Linked DNA regions of Mus musculus: all the other regions are linked to region 2. The links are chromatin loops, found by intact Hi-C in ENCODE. Cell type or tissue: gastrocnemius. All regions are shown on one strand.

The links. Peaks named below come from ENCODE experiments on the same cell type or tissue, not always from the same donor. Only the 100,000 strongest peaks of a DNase experiment are listed, where the experiment ranks them.
Region 1: a loop joins it to region 2, with 2.6 times the contacts of the local background. A loop is called at or near these places in 4 of 42 quality-filtered maps.
Region 3: it touches region 2 in a loop (2.3-fold over the local background); 2 of 42 quality-filtered maps call a loop at or near these places.

Annotation. Positions count from the first base shown.
Region 1 is chr1:38,304,432-38,312,431 of GRCm38, forward strand. The region is part of intron 8 of Aff3 (AF4/FMR2 family, member 3); the gene reads right to left. Among named protein-coding and RNA genes, the nearest start is that of Gm16150, 89 kb to the left of the region's middle. In gastrocnemius, a CTCF peak has its summit at 3,005 (motif pointing left); DNase peaks (open chromatin) are centred at 1,931, 2,545, 2,990, 3,612 and 1 more place; H3K4me3 peaks cover 798 bases; H3K27ac peaks cover 4,396 bases.
Region 2 is chr1:38,182,228-38,190,227 of GRCm38, forward strand. Aff3 (AF4/FMR2 family, member 3) reads right to left here. Exons shown (of 22, transcript NM_001290814.1): 18 at 4,709-4,780; 19 at 3,098-3,191. Among named protein-coding and RNA genes, the nearest start is that of Gm16150, 33 kb to the right of the region's middle. In gastrocnemius, a CTCF peak has its summit at 3,469 (motif pointing right); DNase peaks (open chromatin) are centred at 381 and 3,480.
Region 3 is chr1:38,244,943-38,252,942 of GRCm38, forward strand. Aff3 (AF4/FMR2 family, member 3) reads right to left here. Exons shown (of 22, transcript NM_001290814.1): 10 at 7,699-7,739. Gm16150 (a long non-coding RNA gene) reads left to right here. Exons shown (of 4, transcript XR_865363.3): 2 at 635-767; 3 at 1,127-1,180; 4 at 1,507-2,709. Among named protein-coding and RNA genes, the nearest start is that of Gm16150, 30 kb to the left of the region's middle. In gastrocnemius, CTCF peaks have their summits at 4,714 and 7,943 (motif pointing right); DNase peaks (open chromatin) are centred at 2,328, 3,276 and 7,953; H3K4me3 peaks cover 475 bases; H3K27ac peaks cover 1,327 bases.

The DNA.
Region 1 (8,000 bases), 120 kb after region 2:
AAAACATCTCCAACACGCAGACTCTTGTCTCTCACACTAAATAAAAACATGATCCAATGCCGAGGCCACAATCCTAATGCTGCCATGTGTTAAACTGTAGTTCATGGCACAGACAGAAACCATCCACCTTTCCCCTCACATTATTAGCACGCGCAACAGCCAGCACAAACCGGCAGGCCGAGCTTCACCCAGAGCTGCCCGTGCTTGCAAGACTGAAGATAACCAGTAACATGAAATGACTCTTACCCTGTTTAAGGCTTGATCCAGCTGTGGCTTAGCAGGTCAGAACCTAGCACACGTGATTTAAATAACGCGCTACACATTCCAACCATCCTTCTCCCCGACTCACAGTTACACCTCCATCTCCCAGGAACAGCGTCAAGTCTGTGACGTGCCCAGGATGAAGGCAAGAGGTTTCTTGGTTAGAGTACTTTGTCTGGTTAGAGATAAAGGACAAGCAAACAGTCCCGAGCTGTCAGTTAATATTTTTAACCCGAAAGAAAGAAAAATCCATCTTCTCGCTTCACAGCCAATCTGTGTTTTTCAAACAGTGCAGATTCCTCTCCATATCAAGTGTCAGATCAGTTTCTGCTTTTTAGCACAAGACAAATAAAAAGTTATCCACGAAGTTTCAAGGGCATCTTAGAAATGAGAGCTGAAGTTTAGTACCTTTCCTTGCTATCCAATTGGCAGAGCATCTTGCAAGAAAGACAAAACCTGCAATTAATAAACCGAGTCCCAGGGTTTCAGGATCTTCACATTCCACTTCCTCCCTTCCTGGATAAGTGGAGCCGCACAGATACAAAGAACAGTCTCTCTCTCTCTCTCTCTCTCTCTCTCTCTCTCTCTCTCTCTCTCTCTCTCCCTCCCTCCCTCCCTCCCTCCCTCTCCCTCCCTCCCTCCCTCCCTCCCTCCCTCCCTCTCTCTGCCCCCTGGCCCGGCCAATATTCAGGCTCAAGACTCCATGAAACAGATATTTTCCATTCTATGACCTCAGTTTTAGGAATTCGTTTTTTTTTTTTTTTTTTTTTTTTGCTTCTTCTTCTCCAGAATCTAGTTATTTTACTTGGCAGCTTTCCAGCTTTCATTCTTTCTTTCTGTCTCTTTCTCTCCCTCTCTTCCACTCTCCACTTATCATTCATTCCTATTCATCAGTGCTTTGAAGACACTCGAGTCAAGAGTCTCGATGTGATGTCTGCAGGGTGTTAGAATTAGTAAGTGAAACTAATGGGATTTCCCACTAAATTTGAATTTTATGTAAACAACAAATAATATTTTTTTGCATATGTATGCCCTAAATATTGCACAGAACACACACTGAAAATTATTCCTTGTCTATCTGAAATTCAAATTGAACTGGGTGCCTTGTATTTTATCTGGCATCTCTACTCAGAGGTTGAAGAGAGGCATCTATTTACACCTCCCAGAGGAGGGGAACTTTCCTACAGACCTTCCTCCTGAATGTTCCTGGCCTCGAAAGCTTTCCACAGCTTCCCTTTATTTTAACTGTGGCCTACGTGCTGGATTGCGAGCTCCCCAGGGCAGAGAGCAGCATGGCATGGGCAGGGTCCATCGGAGGCACTAGGGTCTCGCACAGCACCACCCAAGGTCAGCATTTGCACAAATGCCTCCCAGGTAACAACAGACCCCAGTGCTGCTCCCAGCCATGCAAGCTGGGTCTGAGCTGATGATTTATTCAAGCACTGAGCATCAGTTTGGAATCTTCTCTGCTCAGTTCTTGTTCAGAGGCACTTGGCACGATCAGTAACAGTGACGATTAAAAACTCTGGTTATTTAGAGACATGTCAATATTCATCGTCTTACGAATATGCTGAAGTCTAGTGACCAGGACAGGTCATCTACAGAGGTGTCCTGAAAAGCATGGCTCCAGGAGTCAAACCAGGCCGAATCCTGGCTCAATCACAAACCTCTCACGCATGGATGCCTGTGCTTTGCCCATGTCATTTCTACACTCTTGGGGTGGGGACCTTCTCAGCACACTAAAAAGGGGGGCGAGGGGCACAAGATAGGGAAGACTCCCCATTTTTGAAGATGGCTTTAAAAAAAAGAAATTTTGTCTTGTGGTCAAATGAATGATTTTTCCTCAAATCTATAAATATTTTCCATCTGTATTTTCTATGTTTACTGATTTGAAAAATATTTCCAGAGTATATAGTTTCTGAAATTTTTATCATATTGGTCTAAGAAGCAAAAGTTTATGGTTATTATTTCTACTCAATTATTGCCTATTTTTCTTGTTTTACTTCTAATATTCTATTTATTCCTGGAGATTCAAAACAAACACACACATAAAACCACCCCAATATTCCTTCTGTCCTCTATGCCCTTAAATATAAGTGATCCAGTAGATATAATCAGTCTTGTAATTTTTGGGTCAAACAAATCTCCAAGTGAGATCACTCAGTGGCTCTGCGTCTTTCTGAAATTACTCCCTTTCTGTTGCTATAACGAAATACCCCAGCTGGAAAACCTTTCAACGCTTAGAGGCTGGCTTGGGTCCAATTCCTAGAGGGCTCTGGTGTTGGGTTGGCTTTGGTGAGGACCTGGAGGCAGAAGGTGCTAACGTAAGAATCAGTCACATCACAAAACTAAAAGCCAGAGAGGTTCAGGAGTCAGGCTCAGGGTTTACAATGCCCAAGAAACCAGCAACCCCAAGGAACTGAAGACTCTACGCCAGGCTCCATCTCTTATGTTAAATGTCCCTTAGCTCACTTCTGTATAGCCACACCGGACATCCAGCCTCACAGAGCACATCCAAACCACTGGACATGCCTGGAGACCACTTCAGGTGTCAATTCCCGTTTGTATTTTTAATGTAATCCAGTGCCCATGGACAAAGTGCGTTCGAAATCCCTGAAGGCTAGGGATGGCTCCGTGGATAAGGACCCAGGCTGCTTTTCCAGTGGTTTCCAGCACACATACCGTGGCTTACAACTGCATGTTACTCCAGCTCCAGGAGATCTGACGCCCTCTTATGGCCTTTCTGGGCACTGCATGCACATGGTGCCGAGACATACATGCTGGTAAACACGCATACGGACAGTAAAACGACAAAACAAAATCCAACAACACTGGTCTGTCTATTGCATGTGTACATGTGCTCGCTGGGCTACTACTTCTTCTTCTATAAAATGGAGGTGCTATGTCTACTCTGTGAAGATTCTGAGCTACCTCACCCCCCTTGCAGCTTCAGTTCACATTCGTTTAAATAACACAACTGGTCCGTGCACTTAGCATAAGTATGCCAACTTGTGGTCACTAAATACTCGCTTTTATTGCCTGAATGCTTGAAATTCCATACAGTCCTTATTTTTTAAATATGCAAAGTATTGAAAAAGAAAACAACCTAAAAAGGTGAGTGTACGTAGGCATGTGTGTAAAATTTCAGTCATCTGCCCTAACCATGTACTTCAGCCATGTCAGACTAGAGGTGGAAGTGGGTAATTCTCTATGGCAGAACCCTAGCTGCAGCGGCCAATGCATTTTACATTCTCTGTGAGATCTGGGAGGCATGGCTTCACTGTGGTGGCCTGTGCCAGCAGCAGAGGCCCTCTGAGGTGAGCAGGTGGGCTGAGGCTGGGAACCCACTTGCTGGGAGGAGAATTCCAGACTTCTGCTTAGTTCTGCCCACACTGTAGGCTCCCGCAGGGCAGGCACTAAGGCCTGGGGCCCGGCTTTCCTTGTATCCTCACAGGCCCTCCAGAGGCCTTTCTCTTGTCAGTAGGTGGGAGATGAAGACTGAAAGAGCTTTTTAGGGAACTATCAGCCCTTTGTTTAGAAATGGCATTTCTTCCTTAAGGACTGCTCTTCTCTTCAGAGGTCTCCAGTGCCAGGCCACAGACCTAAAGCAGTGCCTGTCAGCGGCTTTAGAGCCGGGCAACCAGCCAGACTCCTGGTGCTGCTGCCGCCAACTGTGAAGCCTCAGGGAGCCTGCTCAGTGCTTGGTGATACAGTGGTAATGTACCTCATCAGACTGCCCTGTGGACTGAATGCAACAATGTATCCAGTTGAGCGCCTGGCACAGAACAGGTATTTAATCTGGGGAAATATCTCAGGTGCCAGGTGTACAGATAGGATACCAGTGATAAGGGGCAAGGGTGGATTCAGTTTGTAACCACTTCAGCTGTGCATTTCAGAGGTTCCCATCTTAGACTGTGTGGAAGAGAGAACACATTCAGCTCACAGTGATAGACAGTAAGAGAAAGTGCACAAAATGCCCAGTGAATGTGTTCCAATCATTGCTGGGTTCTTCTACCAATTTATTTACTCGTACAAGGACTTTGGCACTGTGTAAATACAATGTTCTGAATGCAGGGGAGGCTCCTACAAACAAGCACGGAGAGGAAGCTGTGGGGAAGGCAGGGCTGTGCCAGGAGAAAACAAAACCAATCCATTAATGTCAGACGATATTTACTGTTGGTAACAGTCAGTAAATGTGGTAACAAGAAACAGATTCCTTCTACAGCCAAAGGTCTCCTCCAAAAAAAGGGGGAAAGAAGTTAGCATCTGCTAAGGTCACTGAGAACACAGAGCAACTGAAGTTTGCCAGGACAGGCTCTGTGCACTGGAAGGGCTCATGCCTTCTTCTAGAACTTGTGGGTTGCAACTCCATTCTTGGTCAAACGACCCTTTCATGGGGGACCCTTAAGATCACCGGAAAACACAAATATTTACATTATGATCCCCAACAGTAGCAAAATTACAGTTATGCAGTAGCAATGGAAATAATTTTGTGGTTGGGGGATCACCATAGCATGAAGAACTGTATTAAAGGGTCACAGCAGTAGGAAGGTTGAGAACCACAGCTCTAGAGACCACCCACTGTAAGCACAAGCTCATCACTAGCTGTGTATCTGGTCTTTTTAGGGGTCACTAGAAACTTCCTCCTACCGTAAAACAGGGCCCGAGCAGCTCCATCACAAGCCCGTGAGACTATCCTACAATCTTCTGGGTTTCAATTCTTTAACTGAAAACTATGTGGGTCCGATGAAGATACTTTTGAGTCCCCTGGGGTTGGGTTTTAGGGCTGTGTTCAGGCCCATCCTGTTCCAGCTCTGTGCAGAGCAAGGGCTCGGGAGATGGCCCAATGGATAAAGTACTTGTGCAAGTGTGAGAGGCTAAGCTGTAATACCCAGAACTCAGGCCAAGCGGGATGCAGGAGCAGACATCTGTAATCTCAGCGCACCTAGTGCGAGATAGGAGGCAGGTTCAGGAGAATCCCTGGAAGTCTTCTAAGGAAACCAAGTCTTTACAAGCTGGCCAGCCTTGCATAGGCAGAGGCAAACAACAACAGGGAAGAGAAGTACGAGGCTCTAGAGAATCAAACAGAGGACATGGGAATGGACGCCTCCATTTTGCTAGAGGCTTCTCTACCAGCCCTTGGGTCAAGCCTCCAACCAGGTGTAGGATCACAGAAGACATAGTCTTGTTCTAGAAGGGCAAACCTTATTGGCATTCCTACATGAACAGGAGAGTTGAACCAAGGTGATCTAACACCCGACCTCCCTCTTGGGCAAAATGGACAACAACCCTGGCATCTTTTCTCCTCCACCAGCCATGTTGACTAAGCCGTGCACGCAGGCTGCTCATGGCAGTCTCTGAGAGATGCCCCCTCATTCCTTCACAGACCTGCATCTACCTTGGGCTTCTGTATGATGTCTGAGGGGGTCTGGGAGTACTTATTTTTCATCCTTGGTATTTGAGAGTGGGGGAAGCAGGACCTGGCCAGCCTTTTCCAGCAAGGGCTGTTTCGTTAGCTTTCTCAGCTTTCTAGCTAACAGGATCTTGGCGAATCACTTACACAGATACAGAGAAGAGGTCTCCAGGGACAGACACCTAATAAGCTAAAAGATCGGACATAATTCATCATTTTACACACGTATTGCCACAGCCAAAATAAATACTACCATGGTTTCAAGTTTCTCAGTGAAAAACAAAATCTTTTTTCTTTTCTTTTCTTTTCTTTTTTTTTTCCCTGAGGGGAAACCATTTTCCAATAGACTTTGATCAACTTCCAGATGCTATTAGCTGACCAGTTTGTGTAACCCGATTATTATATGCATATGTATCAATGACACGTTTCTTGATACATTGAACAATCATTTCCTCCGTACCTAACATTTTTAAGGTAATTCTGCTATGAGCATGGAAAATTGCCATCCTTGAACAAGCTACCCCTTCTGGCTCAACAGCATGCTGCACACAGGCACGCAGGCTCAGTCAGACTGACTCTTCCCTAGTCAGCGATGCCCACAGCAGGCCAGATGTTTGTAAGGGAAGTCGTGGAAGCATTGGTCTTTGGCTTCTACAGGCCATGCATGCTCTCTGAAGTGAGGCAAAGCCTTTGCATACAGTCCTGCCCCGTGGAGGCTCGGGGAAGGGTTTGTTCTGGGCATCACCCATGGACTACACTGATAACAGATCTTTCTTTTCTTAGTCCTGGCCTCACTGGAAAACCTTTTTAAAAAACGTTGTACTAGTTTGTCTTTAATTCCTTTCATTGTTTCTAAGTTCTCTACTTGTTTTAAAGGACAAATTAAGCTTCTAATAAAGCTCTGAATGGCCACAGAGACTGGGCTGTTTTGGGGCTTTTATTCACCATAAATATTCGTCTAATGGCAATAACGGTGAGTTATTGGGTACCAGCTTGGTAATGGGCATTTTCCATACATTACCTTTGGAAGAAGGAACATTTCATGGGTTGCTGCAATTTAGTCCAGCTTATAATAACTTCCAACTCCTTTTACTGTACAATGTAGGCAACTGGACGGGCCATTCTCCTTCTGTCTCATTTTGGTTATTATTATTTTTTCTTCTTAGGAGTTTAACCCTTTTGTTTAATCCCATCATGTTGACTGATGAAGGCCATTTATAATCTTCATTCTCTCAAGGCACACTTACTCTGGCCAACTGAGGGGCATCCACAAATGTAAAGGGGCACTCTCTTGGGGTTTTGTCTTCAAGCCCGTGCCGTGACCTTTGACTTGAGAGTACATTCCTCATGGCTAGCAGGCCTCCAAAAAGGCCAGCTCAGCAATCAGCCTAACTGTGGGCTTTGCAGGGTCTTGGACATCTCCATCTGGCCATTATTCCTTGGAGGGCTATCTAGTAGTAATCTGGTCTCGTCTTCAGGTATTACAGTAAGGCTTGTTCTTCCCAGGATGGCTGCCATCTCTGAAGGAGCACCAGTGGCCCTGAGACAGCAGCAATGGATACTGGCTATGAACTTCGCTCCTATGACTGAGGTCTAGGCTTCAGGTCCTGTCTTCACCACTTAATGTATTAACAGCAGAGGAAGATGGTTACCATCGCTACATAATGTCACTGCCACTTGCCCGGTGTTGTCAGCCATTTTTATTCGACTCATAAAAATGAGGACGTGGCTGTGTTCCACTGTGGCTCTGTGTTTCCCTTGGACGAGTATAATAAGTGACACAAACCCTTTCATCTGCTTAGTGTCCATTTGCATATCTTCTCTAGTATCTTTGAGGATTTTGCCCACTTTAAACCATTTGTTGTTTATTTATGGACTTTCCCAGAGTTCCTTATATATACTGGGTACATCATTTGCCAGATTATAGACTACAGAAGTATCCTTCAAACTTTTGGCTTGCCCTTTCCTTCTGATGAAATAGGTTTCTTTTGATACAGGTAAATTTATGAGGATTTTTCTTTCTGTTGTCTGATTTTATAATTTCTCTAGAGAACATCTATTTTCAGGCAGTGAAGGTGCTGCCTTTTAACTTTCCCTGAAATTCTGTCATCTCGGTTTTATACTGAGGTCTAGCACCTGTCTCTGCAGCTGAATGAAACAGGAGACTCAGCCCCTCACTCGCTACCCTGGTATTGTTTGGTGAAAGGCTTTCTTTTCCAGCCAGCCTGCTTTGCTACGTGTGTAGAAAGGCAACTGTGCCCATGGCTGTCCTATGCCCACAGCTGTCCTTGGACTCCTGTCTTCTTCCACTGCTGTGTCTACTTTA
Region 2 (8,000 bases):
TCAAACAACAACAACAACAACAACAACAACAACAACAACAACTTATTTCTCTTAAAGGAATAAGAGAATATTCTTAAAGTAATAGCTTCAAATGTATTTCTTTTCTTTTCTTTTTTTGGTTTTTTCAAGACAGGGTTTCTCTGTATAGCCCTGGCTGTCCTGGAACTCACTTTGTAGACCAGGCTGGCCTCGAACTCAGAAATCCGCCTGCCTCTGCCTCCCAAGTGCTGGGATTAAAGGCGTGCGCCACCACTGTCCGGCTTCACATGTGTTTCTTAATGGAAAATTTAGAAATTCTAACACTTATTGGTACCTTATTACTAGCCCAATTAATTGTACTGAGATGTCCCCTCCCCCTTTGGTGGTATTGGGCACTGAGCCCAAGGTGTTACAGGAAAGCTCTCTGCCGCTCAGCTCTATCCTCAGCCCCTGACTTCCAGAGGTAGTCTGGCTTGGATATTACATCTCATGGGCTAGGTACTACATCAGGCATTTAAAGGTTCCCTGTGTTGGGGTGTGGCTCAGTCACAGACTGCTTGGCTGGTATAAGAAGCTCCCAGGTTTAATCCAAGGCACCACAACAAAGCAGAAACATATAAGCAAGCAAGAGAAAGCAATTTAAAAAAAATTTATGTGTCTGTGTGTGAAGTGTGTGTGTGTGTGTGTGTGTAGGGCTGTGTGTGAGAGCATGCCATGGGTGTGTAGAGGTCAGAGGACACCTTGTGGGAGTCAGTTCTTTCCTTTTACCATGTGAGTCCTGGGGGAATGGAACTCAAATCATCAGGCAGCTAGATGCCACGTGTCTAGCCTCTGAGGCAGCACACCAGCCCAAACCAAAAAGTTTGGAAAGTGTTTTCTTAACCAAGAGAAATTGGCAAGTGCAGCCAGCGGGCTTCCTGAGAGCCTGACCTGCCTTCTTGGGTAGTCTACACCAGGAGGGGTTAGGACAATGAGGGTCCCACCATTTCTTCCTTTCAGGGACAAGAAACCATGCCCACCTAAGAAGGTGCTTCCGGCAGAAGGAGCTTCGTGAAGTGCCTGGCCATCCAGTGTTAGTGGGGAAGCTACCACTATGATAAGAACTGGCTTTTCAGGTTCTCCGCAAGTGTAGACACAGGACAGAGTCACAGACTGCCACTTTCACGTGTCTCATGGAGAAAGCCGGGAAGAAAATATCACCTTAGGGGGTTCCCTCTCTTTCCTGCCAGAACGGTTCTGACGTGCCTAGCTGACGTGAGGCTCTTCACCTGTGTCTCCTCACGTCAACATTGTGGACAGGAGAGCGCGACGTGGAAGAGGGAGAGACGTCTGGGGGCTGCAGGCAGCTTCTGAATGGATGGAAGTCTGTAAGCCTCACGACATGGGTAGAGACAATCTCTCCCTAGAGACGGACTGCTAAAGCATGTTTTTCACAGCCAAATTATCACGGTAGCCTGCAGGCTCCAGGCCCCAAGCTGTATTTAAACGATCCTTAGAGTGTGGCACAAAGGGCACCTAGTAGCTACAAAACTTCAACAGGAAGGATAAGGTTTGGAGGTCCCCTGAAGGCATGTGGTCAGAACTGGGAGAGAGGGACAGATCTGAGATGTCCTGTCACAAAGATGGTGGCAGCAATTTAACAGGTGCAGTGTACAGCAAACCACACTGTACACTATTAATAGTAACCTGCCACTTGAAATATACTTAAAAACATACAAATGCCCATAACTCCTAGAAGAGAAACTGATTTTCTGTTCCCTTCTCTGTCCATTTTTGTTCATACTTTCAGACTGGATACACACACTGAAAACAATCCTTTAAAAGCTTGCCAGGACTCACTGGGATCACAGAATTTATCTTACTCCTTTTCCAAGCATCTTCGGTTTTACTCTATATAGCAATTCATCCCTTAGATTCTGATCTGAAAGTCACTCTCTCTGCCTCCTCTCCCATGTCTGTTATGTGTGTTTGGGACAGGTCTCACTGTATAGATCTGATTGGCCTGGAACTTGCAGCGATCCTCCTGCCTCTGCCTCCTGACAAGCCTGCCAGGCTATCTCATTGCTCCGCAGCAGTCATTCCATATGAACAATTAGAAAATGGCAGTGCACCAGACACAGACCAGAGCATCACCAGAGTAGCCTGACCATCCAGCTGGTCTCTCAGATGTTCAGGATGTCAATAAATGACTAAAAAAGATGTGTGTGTGCGCGTGCATGCACATGCGTGCATGTGTCTGTGTGTTTATATATGTGTGTGCGTGCATGTGTGTATTTATATTTATGTGTCTGTGTATATGTGTATATATGTGTACATGTTTGTATGTGTGTGTCTGTGTGTTTGTATGTGTGTATCTGTGTATGTGTTTGTATGTGTGTGTATGTATTTGTGTGTGTGTGTATGTGTATGCATGTATGTGTATGTGTGTGTCTGTGTGTTTGTGTGCATGTGTGTGCATGCATGTGTGTGACAAAGGAGGGGTGGAGACAAGGACGGTGTAATCTCAGACAAATGACATTTTGAACAAATGATTAACTTCAGGTACACTTGCAACAGCGCAGCAAAGAGGTGCTCTTCATTTGTTTTGATAGTTTTGTATTCTTCTCAGGAAAGTAATTGAATTTTCTGAGATAAAAGTTGCCATGGCTGTGATTCGATCTGTGTCACCACCACACATTGCTGTTGAGGGTCTCTGAGCTATAAGGAGCCATTTCCTATCCTTAAAAATGACATTTCAATCAAAGATTAAATCAGCTACAAGAGATGAACTCAGGGCAGTGGGTCTAAGTAGTTACTTCTAAGAATCTACGTGGACATAAGGAATCAGGTCTGCTCTAAGGACAGATCTATCCCCTAGACATTGGGGACAAATTGGACATTCTCTGTTTAGAGGCCATAAAAATAAGGACATGAAGACAGGGGAACAAGTTATCTGGGCTCTCAAGGCCCATTCTTGGAGCCCTGCAAACCACAAGTGTGTCATAAATGGGGTGACTCTGGACAACAGAGATGGCAGGTTTAGCCTCAAGGCAATGGGTGCATGAGGCCTTTCAGAGGTGCCTCTGCCAGGGAGAGAGCCTAGCACAAGGAGGCATGGTGCCTATTTGCTAGGCAGTACCTTGAAATAGTCGATAAGTGCTTTTGAATATTTTACAGCATGGTCTCTTTTGAGTCGAAACATCCGCCAGTATAGGAGAGCCAGGCATCGGTAACTGCAGGGGAAGAAGAGAAACGTGTGTCTTTCACAGCGAAGCTCCAGAACAAATCCTGTCATTTCTGACTCAATATTTTGATCACACTTATACCTCTAAAATGTTTCCATCTTAAGTATGTGTATGAGTATTTGATGTTCCTTTTGTTCAAAAAAACACGATTCAAGATTCCAAGGAGGACCCCCATACCTGCATTTACCACCAGATGAGGTGTAATAACAGCTTGAAGAGCTCTTTGTTGGGAACAGGGTCAGGCCACTCTCCTCTTCCACCACCAGAGGGCAGTGTCTCCCCACTACAGCCTGCGGGAGTGCTAGCACATTCTACCCTGCTTTATGGGGCGAGCTATTGGCCTCGCAGACGGGACAGCAATTTCCCAGATTCTATCACCTCTGCTTGTTAACGCTTTACTAGATTGTAATCAGTTCAAATAAAGTGCATTACAACCACAACAGAAATACTAATCTGAGGCTAGTTACGTTTGCTCATTTACTACAACGTTTTGTATAATTATTTATAACCTACATATATTCCAACATTAATTATTAATCACCGTCAATTTATTAATCTCATCACGGTACTTCAATAAAGAAAAGGGCATATTTAGCATTTCCTGAGACTCATTCTTTCCTGGTGCTTGACACGGGTAATTCTTCCCCAGCTCAGATCAGGAATGTGTTACAATCACAAGGCGCCCAGTATAACCCGATCCACCTCTTCTAGCACCTCAAACTCCCGAGGAAATCACGTCAAACGGCTCAAGATCATCTTGTGTCTCCCTTGCGGTTAGGCCATCTGAGATTCCATTTGCTCTTCCATCTCACAGATTAGACCTAGAGCTCAGGGAACCTGCTGAGGGCACACACCACTTGGAATTCACAGGACAAGAGACTAAGAGAGGGGCCGTACAGTTTGAGAGATGGGTTGAAGTGGCAGAGCAGATGCTGTGGGGAGAGTAATCACTGCACAGCCCTTACTGCTGTAATCCTAAGTGCAGGGAGATTAATTACCCATTAGCTAGTGTGGAAGAAATTATTTTACTACCTAAGTAAAATGAGCGTCCCCTCGGTTCAGTGTATTGATAACTCTAATGGATTGTGGGTACTCGTGCATACTGATTCGGCATGCAGAGTAACTTGTCCATGATTTTGACTGCATGTAAAGTGTTAAGTGTAAGAAAAATTCCATTTAGCACAGTTCACGTTCAAAGAACTGAGGTGGGGCCCGCTGTTTTGACTTCGCTTTTGTGTGTGGGCACATGTGTGTATATGTATGTGCTCATGCCTACCCATGCATGTGTAGAGTCCAGAGGTCCACACTGGGTGTCTGTTGTTCACCTGATTTCTCTGAGACAGGGGGCTGCTGGTTTTGGTTACCCTGATCGACTACTGTCATCATTCTCTCCCTGTGATGTGGTCAACCGTGAACTCAGGGTACCTTAGGGGAAAGTGGTCTGGAGGTTCCAGGAAGCACAGGGCAGCTCAGCACCCCATTTGCAGAGCTGGGGTTATACTTACCAAAGCGCAGCTAACTGTTTGTCCTCTGGTGTGGCATTGGGGCCTGAGTGGGTTTTTAGTCTCATAGCATACCTTAAAAAAAAAAAAGATAAAAAAGCAAAGGAATTAAATAGTTCTTTCTGGGTATCAACAGAAGTTTTTCTATGGCTCTCCACCCCACCCTCAGGTGTTCATTCTTTCCTTTCTTTTTATGTATATGTGTGTGTCTTTTTGTGTATATGTGTGTACATGTATGTACATATGGGAATGTATGGGTGCGGATGCCCATGGAGGACAGACTGGGTGTCGGATCCCCCGGAGCCTAAGTCACAAAGTAGCTTTGAGTTTTGGGATTCAAACTTGGGTCCTCTGCACAGGTAGTGGGTGTTCTTAACCACTGAACCCAACCTGAGTACATCCATCGGTGTACACAGTGCTGACAAGCCTGCCTTAAAAGCTAGCTGATGGCATTACTGTGCCAACTGGAAAGAGATGGCTTGTATGATGTGCTACCTTCTGTACCTTAATGACACAGAACCAACTCTCAGGAGTGCTGCAAGCTCGAGAAGCATTCACAGATACGGTAGGCGTCATTTCTGCATTTCTACCACACTGCGCCACTGAGGATAGAGCTGAAGCTCACCCTGGTACTTGGATGTAGTGCTCAGATTTGACTTTGTGAAGCTCTTGGCATAGCAAGCGGCTTGCTGAAAACGGCTGAGAAAGTAATCCTGCTGCTGCAGAATTTCTAAGTTCCGAGAGCAGCCCTTTGCAGCTTACCCCAGAGCTTGCCCAGGGTAGAGCCCTGTCTGTGTGACTGCCGTTTGATGGCATCGATGTTTTACACTGATGAGGCACAGACGTCTTTACCTCCCTTTTTTAAAGTCATAGTATCTTGAATACCAGACAGTGGTGTAAATTGTGTTTCAACCATCAAACCATTTACAAAGCTCACTCGAAGGAACAGTTTATTGTGGACACAGCTACAAATGTTCTTCCTCCTGGACACCCCAAGATTCCCTTTTCCACCACGTCTTTTTTATTGAGGAAGTTCCTTCATTCTTAAAAAAATTTTTTTTATTTAAGTTTTTTTTTAATTAGTTTACAAATAACTAGGTTGTATTCTGGCACTCTCCAAATACAATTTGTTTTTGTTTTATCTCCATTCCAACCTTCCATTATGCTCTGAGAACCGGAGAGGGAAGCAAGAGATGTGGGTCAACTAGAGACACATGCTTCTGGTGCCCTTAGCCTGACTCCAGCTTGAGCACTGGAAGGTTGTTTTTAGACTCCCTCTGCCCCAGTGAGAGGAGACCACTGCTGTCCTCGGAGGTGGTCTCAGCACTGACAACATGCCTTTGCTTTATGGTTGTTTTCAGGATTTGGGTTTTGTAGTCCCATGTTGTCATGGTGTGTCTTGGCATGTCTTGGTATGTCTTTAGGGTTATCCTGTTTGGGGTTTCTTGGCTTTTTGAATCTGTCTTTTGTTCAGTGATTTTTAGCCATTATGTCTTCTGCCCCATTCTCTTTTCCTCTCATTCTGGGGCTCTAGTGATAACACACACATACACACACACCACATGCACACACAGAAACATACCACACACATACATACACCACACTACACACATAAAATACATACACACATACATACCCCCTAACCTCCACACACACACACACACACACACACACACACACACACACACACACACCACATATATAACACATACACACACACACATGCCACATACAAACATACATACATACATACACACAGCACACACACATTACATGCACACACACGCACATACATACATGCATGCACATACATGCACACACACATACATGCATGCATGCACATACATGCACACACACGCACATACATGCACACACACGCACATACATACATGCATGCACATGCATGCACACACACAAAGTTGGATCTTTTGTGGTCATGTTTGCTGTAGTTTGTAGTGACTTGGAAATTCATGAGTTGGGAGTGATTCCCAACCTAACAGTACTCAGGGGCAAGAATCTTAAGATGGCCGGGCAGTGGTGGCACACGCCTTTAATCCCAGCACTCGGGAGGCAGAAGCAGGCAGATTTCTGAGTTCGAGGCCAGCCTGGTCTACAGAGTGAGTTCCAGGACAGCCAGGGCTACACAGAGACACCCTGTCTTGAAAACCAAACAAACAAAAAAAGAGAGAAAAGAAAAAAAGAGAAAAAGAAAGAACCGTAAGGTGGCTTTGTCCCCTGAATTGATTATGATCCTTTGCTCTCTGTAGCCCTGGGGAGGGAGGACATCTCTCCCTTGTAGAGAGATGCCCCTGCCCTGGCTCCCAAGTGTCTTTTAGGGAGAGGGGAGCTAGGTTTGGTGGGTAAGGCACAGATTTAAGTGGCAAAATAGCCACTCTGCTCCTTTACAAACCCCATCATGGCAGAGTTCATAACTGGTTACATTTTTATGGGGTACAATTTGACATGTGATACACATTCACACTGTATATTGATGAAGGCAAGGTAGTTAGCACAGTACCTTTTTATTCATTTGCCTTTTTTTTTTTTTTTTTTTGGTGAGAATGTTAAACCAATCAACCACCCAACGTCTCTTGAAGTTCCTCTGAAACACACCTTACCATTAACTGCTGTCATCCTTTAGGTAAGAGAACTTCCCCTCACCTCCACTTTCTGGGTACTGAGGGGGTGCCACTCATTCTGAACTCTGCTCCCTCTGGGCCAGGTGTCATATCTGCATCCGGTGTGTTTGATCGGCTTTGTTGTGGCTATGATTCACCTGTCCACTTGACAGCATGATGTCTTTAAGCAGGACACAACACTGAAGTTCACTGTAGGCCCCGTGGCATCAGATATTTAAAAATCAAACTGCACACCTGGTCTGCCTGTAGTTTTAATTCACTGTTGCTTAGCTATACACTGACGGTCCGGTCCTTCGTTGGTTTCCTTCCGAGAACTGCCTCCTTAGGTCTACATTTCAGGTTACTACTGTCATTTCTTCTCACCACTCTCGAGAAGTAGGATGAGTGAATACATTTATTCATCTGAGTGACAAGGACTAAACCCAGTGGCTTGTGCAGCTAACTGGTCTACCACAAACTTCAATCTCCATTTTCCCTATTGACCTTTTGTTTTCAAGCAACTTATAGAAGAAATGAGTTCAACACCTACCACTTCCTATCTGAGGGACACAGGGTCACATCCCCGCTCACTTTGGACAACCAGGGAGGCTTTGTGCAAGAGGTGCCCTGCCACACATACGAAGCAGGAAGGCAAGCCAAGGGAGAGTTGTAAGCCC
Region 3 (8,000 bases), 63 kb after region 2:
TCCCCCTCAGAGGTACAAGCAGACCTCATCTAGGATCCTGGCTTTGGTGTTTTAGGAGAGAAAAAGGCTAGATCAGCGTTTAAGATGTAAACAGTAAATAAGTAAATAAATAAAGATTAGTAGAAGAAGACATCTTCCTTTGGGAGACAGAGCAGTTGAAGAAAGTGCTGCTCTGTGTCTCAGACCCCGTGGAGCTGCTTCTAGTCCCTCCCTCCCCACAGGGCAGAGCCACTCTCTGGATACCCTGAAGCCTGACCCTGTTCATACAGATAGTCCTTGTGCTCCACTCCTGGTCACGGGCACTGATGAAGTTTTCCTTCATGTCACAGCTAAAATGCCCATCGGGTCCCCTTTTCTGACTGCTCCACATACCCTACCAAGGTCACCGATTCCCCCACGGCTTGATGGGGGCTTTCCTTGCTGAAGTGGCTGAAAGCATCAGCCCTGGGGTCGGAGAGTTTGTCCCAGGGGTCTGAGATGTGGAGGGAAGTTGCTCGAGTCTATTAATAGAAAGCCAGGTGCACTCAGTAGGATTTTTAGGGACAGCAGTTTTAGGACACGAAAGGAAGTGGGATCCTATTGACGGCAGCCCCTCTGTATGGCCCTAATGTTGAATCTTTTCTTCCTTGCTGAGATGGCTGTGGTCCTCAGGATGCTGACACACAACTGTTCCAAGAGGAACACTGTGCATGCTGACACACCGGACCATCCTCTCTTTGCCGAATGCCAGGCTCCTTGGGAGTGGGAGCCACAAATGATGGATCTTGGTATGTTGATCCTTGAATGGTGCCTTACCCAGTGTTCAGGTTCAGAACTGTAAATGTTCACCAAATACGTTAGTAGACAAGAAGGGGACATTTTAAGTCTTGCCATGATACAAATCACTGCAATGAGAGTGGGGATGGGGCTACAGCTGTGGGGGTGGGGCTGCACTCATCACCTGACCTCACTTGGTGCCAGAAACTTTCTGATGAGACTGCAGGATCTTCTCCCTGTCCCTGGGTTCTTAACTTACTCTACTCTAACTTAAGCATTGAGCAGTTTACTGAGACTGTCTTGCTTACCCTTGGACTGATTTTGCTATTATTAATTGTTCAGTGTCTCTCTTGTTTTATCCATGTAATAGCTGATCATGTCGCTTGACTCTCAAGCAGGCTGGTACCTGCCTGAACTCCCAATGGTGAGTCCCTCTGCATCAACTTCTTTTCAAGGCACTCTATCACTGACATGGAGTTAGATTCAGAAAATCATTTTTTACTTTAAGCCCAGAGTTGCCTCTGTAACCACAAACCACTGGTTTGGTTCGGCATTCATTCATTCATGTATGCATGCATTCATTCATACATGTATTCATTCATTCATTCATGCACTCATGCATTCATTAATCCATGCATTCATTCACTCATTTGTGCATTCATTCATTCATATATGTATTCATTCATTCATGCATGCAGTCATATATTCATTCATTTAGCCATCCAATAATTTCTTCCCTATCCCTGCCAGGCAACCTCCCAGGGATAAAAAGATGTCTACAGCAGCAAGATCGAGGATGCGAAAGGTGGCCAAGCCTACGGTGGAGGTCTCTGACCATTTCCAAGCCAGTATCGACTGAGAGGATGGCAGAGTGTACAGTTGGACCTGTGTTTGATCACAGCTAGGCCACTTGCTTCCATGTGGCCCCTGGTTGAGTCACAACATGTACCCATGGTTTGGTTTGTTCATCGTTTTGTTTTGTTTTGTTTTAAGGTTCCACGTACCTCTCAGGACTGTTCTGAAGATTTAAAAAAAATGATACAGTTTCTAAAGAGTAACACTACCCTTTGGAGACAAACTAGAGAACAGGGGCTATAGGCTCGGCCAGTAGCGACCTGTTGCTTTAACACTGTGAGCGCTGTGAGTTTAAAACTTCCTTAAAAATGTCCCATCTCTTCTTTTTGATGCTTAGAGAAAGGATCCCTTGAGCCAGCCAGCTAGCTCAGCAGGTGACAGCACCTGCCATTAGGACTGATGACCAGAGTCATTGTGCTCTAGGTCTCTAAGAGGTAAGGAGAGGACCCTTCTCAAATTGAGGACCTTCCTCAAATTGCCCTCTGACCTTCCCAGACACCCAGTGGCACAAGTGTTGCCCATTATAAGTGAAAAAATGTAAAATGTTTTTAGAAGGGATCAGTTAGCAGTGCCTAGCAGCTGCAGACCTCCCTCACACCCACCGGACTGAGCAGAACAGAGCCTAAGGGTAGGTACACTTGTGAGTTGGTGGCCGTCGCCAGTGCACTACACGCCCTTGGTTCCTCTGAAGCTGGCCTGTTGGACTGGAGTGGGCAGCAAAAAGAAGCTGGAGCCCCTGCTGAGCCAGCCAGCACCTCACCTCACCCCCAATACGTGTTTGATCTTGTCTCTGGACACAGACCATTTCACACTCGGCTCTGTAGATAGAGGTGAAGCTCCCTTAATTGTAGGCTATTTGTCATCGACTTCATTTCCATCTATTCTTCCCCATGGAAAATAGGACTCCATGCATGAGATTTATCTGAGAAAGGGGAAAACAGAGAGCCAAGTTCAGAAGACCTCTCTCCATACCCCTGCCTCCTGCTGGCGGAGGCCCTGAGAAGCAGCACTTCTCATAGGGTGCACTTCATCCCGCATTGCACCCCATCGAGCGCATGGTGCTCGGCAAGTCTCCGTGGAATAAATGAATAAATCTGAGGCAGTTGTTTGGATTTCAATATAAATGGATCTTGGACCTGAGAATCTGCCAGATGGGCAGACAGGTTATAGTCTGGTGATGTGTCTCCAAAGCTATAAAAATGTAGCCATGGCTGGGAGTTGCACGCTGACATTTCAGAAAATGATTATATGCACAATTTAAGCACTCGGCCGTTCCTGCCCTCCAAGTGCCGCTGCTTCACGGCTGCGCTGATACTAGCTTTCTTGCGCCTTCCTCTCTCCTTTCCTTTTCTTTTCTTTCTTTCTTTTTTTTTTTTTTTTGAGTCAAGTGAATTTTTTCCTCAGCCCCTCATATTTCTAACAGAGTGTGATTTATTCATACCAAATTATGCTCCATTTTTATAAAGCCTGAGTTGCTGCAAATGATGCTGAGGTTCCACAGAAAATATTAATTCCTGATCTGGTGCTATAAAGCATGCCTGCTCTCCGTGCAGAGGCTCTGTCGCCCCAAGACAGATGGAAGCAGTCTGGGGGTATGATTAACTTCTTAGTCCTGGCAATCTCCTCCCGCTCCTCTGGCCGCAGACTTCCAGATTGACCTCCAGCTCCTCTGCAAATGAGCAGTCGCTCAGATTGATGAATCACACGCATCCCTCTTCTGATCAGGGCTGTCTGCTATTTACTACTTACAGAGAGAACTTAATCACAGTCAGGGCTCCTCGCAGGCTGCACACACATCCTGCCCCTCTCAGAGCCCTTGCATATTCTCCACGGTTCTGATAACAAGGCGGCTTCTGCAGTGCAGAGTCTCCCATCTTTGTAAAGGAACCAGGCATCCATTTCTTCCCCTCCCTCCCCACGTCCATTAAGTACAACTGCCCATATGAAGAAAAAGCACTTAGATTATAAAGATAGAGCCCCGTGCAAAGTCATCTCCATTAATTGGCTTATTTATCTCCTCAAAAAACTGTCACCTCTTCCTGCCCTGGCTGCTTGTTGTTTTCATCCTTTGGGGACACCAATGGGGCTCGAACTTATCAAAAATACAAAAAATACAAAAAATCAAATCAAATCAAATCAAATCAAATAAAAAACCACAAACCCACAGTCAGGTATCGAGAAGAACCAAACTCGTACTGCCCCATCTTCCCAGAACAGGTCGATCCTGTCATCTCAGGGTGTATCTGGTGAGCTGGCTGGAGTCCCGCTTCTCATTTTGCCTAGTGTACTCTTCTATGGCTATGTAGACTGCACTATAAACAAAGCCCACTGCTCTGGTCAGTATATGAGGCGAGTTTCGAAGTTAGGCAACGGATGCATTATAGCTTTTATTTTCCAGGACTGTTTACTGATCATGAGACTTCCCAAACTTCAGAGCCCATGTCCCGGGTGTTAAGCTCCAGTGTGCCAGTGTACTGTGGATAGAGACAGGCCAGGACTGTGTGTATCTGAGAAAGTTAGACAAGGACTAGTGAGTGGCCCAGCGGGCAGAGGGGCTTGCCACTAAAGCCCCTCTGCCCGCTGAGATCTCTGAGATCTAAGTGGAGAAGGCCGATTCTTGCACGTTGTCTTCTGATCTTGAGACATAAGCACGCACACATGCACCTGTACACACACACACACACACACACACACACACACACACACACAGTGTAAGACATCTTTTAAATAAGCTACAAGAAAGGGTTTCTGCAATGAAGAAATGATGTTTGAAGAGACAGATGCTTCTCTGCCCAACTCCAGAAATCACAAACTTAGAGAACACGTCAGGCCTGAGCATGTTTGGTCTTTTGGATAAAAAGGGGAGTGCCATGTAACTGTTATGGAACTTTATAGACAGAAATGAGAACAGGCTAGAAGACGGAGTTGAGGAAGCCAGAGGAATCCTGTGATCTGATGTCTGATAGATTGTGATGATTTACACTGTCAGCCTGACGGGATTAAGAATTATGTAGAAGAGCCTTGAGGGACAGCGGAATTTAGGTTAACAGAGATGGGAGGACCCACCTTAACTGTGTGCGGCATGGTTCTGCAGGCTGGGGGCGCCCAGAGCAAAGAGAAAGGAGGAAGTGAAGGACGGTTCATTGCTACCCAATTCCTGACTGAGGACATAATGTGACTGGCTGTCCCAAGTTCCTGTCATGATGACCTTCACAGAATGCCAAGGAACTGTGAGCCCACATGAACCCTTCCTTCCTTAAGTTGCAGATATTTTGTCACTGCCACAGTGACTAATGGATTTTTCCCATGCTCTGAGTAGCTGCCCCGGGTAGCCCACGGCTGGGATGATCAGTTTCATTGCAAATCTGTAGTTATTCTGACAGACAGAATCGTAACCAAATCATACCATGATATGGACCCAAGGCACAATGATATTTTTTTCTAAAGATATTGGTTTACTCAAAATATTAAGTAACAGGATAGAAAAAGATACCTGCCGTGTGAGCCGTTACTATCCTCTAATTAAAAACAAAACAAAAACAAAACTAGAAAATAATGAATTAGTGAATCCAAAAAATTCAGTAGGTGCTTTTAAGTCCTGAGTTTGAAGAAGAGCTTTTACAATTCATTTTTCTTTATTTTGAAAACAGGATCTCACCATGTAGCCCTGGCTGGCCTAGAACTCACTATGAGAGCTGGGTATGGTGCTCGCCTTTCATCCCAGCACTTGGGAGGCAAAGGCAGGTGAATCACTGTGAGTTCAAGGCCAGCCTGCTCCACACAGCAACATCCAAGCCAGTCAAGTTACACAGTGAACCATCTCTAAGTGACTCCAGATGCTCTCACCTATGCCCTGATAATGAAAACAGAATGTGTCCTGAGTGGGAGGAAGTGGCACAATTCTCGATGAGCTAAACAAGCCAACCATAAGATCTCAAGTTTGCCCAAGGCACATACCATCACATACACATACCTTAGAGGGGTGTCCAGCCTAGGGCCACGAGTTGCATGTGCTTAAAAATGGCTACCAACTGCAACCCAACACCAAACCCAGAAGTCACTTAAGAAATGTCTTCATTGTAACTCAGTCATTTGGTTCTTGAACACAGATTTTGTCATAATGGTGTGTCACAGTGTCAAAAAGCTCGTCACTCAAGTGGCTAGGCTCTGAATTAATGCAGACAGAGAGAAACAAGGAGAAGGCAGCTCCCCACAAAGGCGTCGCCAGAGCAGTGCAGTAGTTTGTGCTATCACCTGGAAGTGAGCCGAGTTCCTCTAATTCTGAATAAAAACCTTCTGGATAGAAGAGGGGAATGGCCTTTTATATTGGGGAAGAAAGCAATGGTGACACCGGGGCCCTGGCTTCTGGGCACTGCGCTGGCCTGACAGGTTCTAGTGAGAATATTCAAAAGAGGTCAAAGGGGTCCTCATTAAGATCTATCCACAATGGCTTCCCAGGGCTAAGTCACTGAGAGAGACTTTTGATTGTGTCCTGCCTGGTTTCTGATGCAGCCAATCTGATCTTAGATGGTATGCCCATTTTCTTAACATACGGCGGTTTGATTTATTCTGACAGAGGCTGCCATGATGCTTCTCAGGGTAACATACACGGTTTTTCATCGAAAGGGTGTAAATGGGTGGTTTGTGGTTTATCAACAGGGTTTTGAAACACTGCACTAATGTGATATCACAAGCTTCTCATGACCCCCCCAGAAAGGACGTACTGTATGTACAGTAATGGCCATTCTGGGAACCTGGATTTCCCTTGCTTTTCAAAGCATTCGACCAAAAGACTCTTACGTTCAAAGAGAAGACAAAAAGAAGAAAGAAATATATGTAGGAAGAGCTTGATTGGGTCACAGTGTGAGTCTGGACCCTTGGTCCCTCTGACCAAAGGGCCCAGAAGCACTGCCCGATTCGGAGACTGTCACTGGCGAAAGGCTCTTGGTTGAAATAAGCTTCCTCAGGTTCAGGCCCCCACAGGAAGTGCTTTCAACTCGTGTGCTCTCTGTAAGTCACCTACGTGAGGAGCCGCACCTGGGAGGAGTGCTGGACTGATCTGGTTCAGTCAGCAATTGCTCATTCATTCTGAAGGGAAGTCCGAAGGAAGGGAGGGCAAAGGCTGGCTAGACAATCCTGATGTGTGTGCCAGTCACCTCAGGGGCATCTCTGACTGAGTCTGACACTGTCGAGATAGAGAGATATGTCGGGGGTTCATCTGACTGCTGACAGAGCACAGGTGTGCCTGTGTGCCCGCTCTCTCACCCACTCTCGCCCTTGCCCTCTTTCTCCCTGCCTCTCCTTTTCTCTTTCTCTCTCTCTCTGCCTCTGTGTGTCTCTCTCTCCCTCTCTGTCGCTGTCTCTTTCTCTGTCTCTTTCTCTCACACACACACTCGCATACACAGACACACACACACACAGACACAGACACAGACACACACACACACACACAGACACAGACACAGACACACAGACACACACACACACACACACACATGTCATGGTCTGTTCTAGGTGTGAGTTCCAGTTTATGCTTTTTCTTCAGGGTTATGACTCCTTGAGTCATACAAGGCAGGACAAACAACGGAGGGCATACGAAGTCCGGTGGATGAGCAACAGGCAAAGGTACAGGGAGTAGGGCAGGAGAGCACGAGTGGGTGGCTTGTACGCGTACGGCTCAAGAGAAAATCTTATCGGAAGACAGAGTCCTCTGGGTGAACCAATATGGAAAGAGCGAAGAAAACACCTCAAAGTAAAGAGATACTTATTGGTGAGAAATGAGCTTGGCTCTCAGCCAATTCCAAAGTTCAGAATTTACCACACCACTCAGGCCTTCCCCGCTAAGATTCTTGTCTCTTGTTTCACGGCACAACAAGGGATTCTTCATACTTTATGTGAAATACAACAAGCCAAGTTTTGCGGTAATAAACTCCATGCACGCATGACAAATCCAAGCACGCTGAATGTTTAACATCCCAGTTCGCAGATTCTTTAGGGACAAAATCCGATTATGAATTATATGCCACAATAAATAGGGCTCAATGTTTCATAAAGCAATTTATAGTTCATAAAAATGACAAAATGTACCTGTCAGCTAGAGCGCGGAGAGCTGTTCTCTGGGCTGCCTGCTGGAAGAAAAGGGAGAGATGTTTATTTAATATTCTGACTTTTAAATTATGCGCTCAATCAACACTTAAAAAAAAGTATCTCACACACATGCACATTTTTGTCAAGCAGCCAAAGTTTAAACTGTTAGCAACACAGTGGAGAGCCCTGCTATGTCATGAAAGCAAGCTTCTTCGTAAAGGGTGCTGCAGTAACACAATTTTTCCAGCAGGGGGCGACTGTGGGGGCAAGTGCTACATACTTCTCCCTGGCAGTGTGGGGCA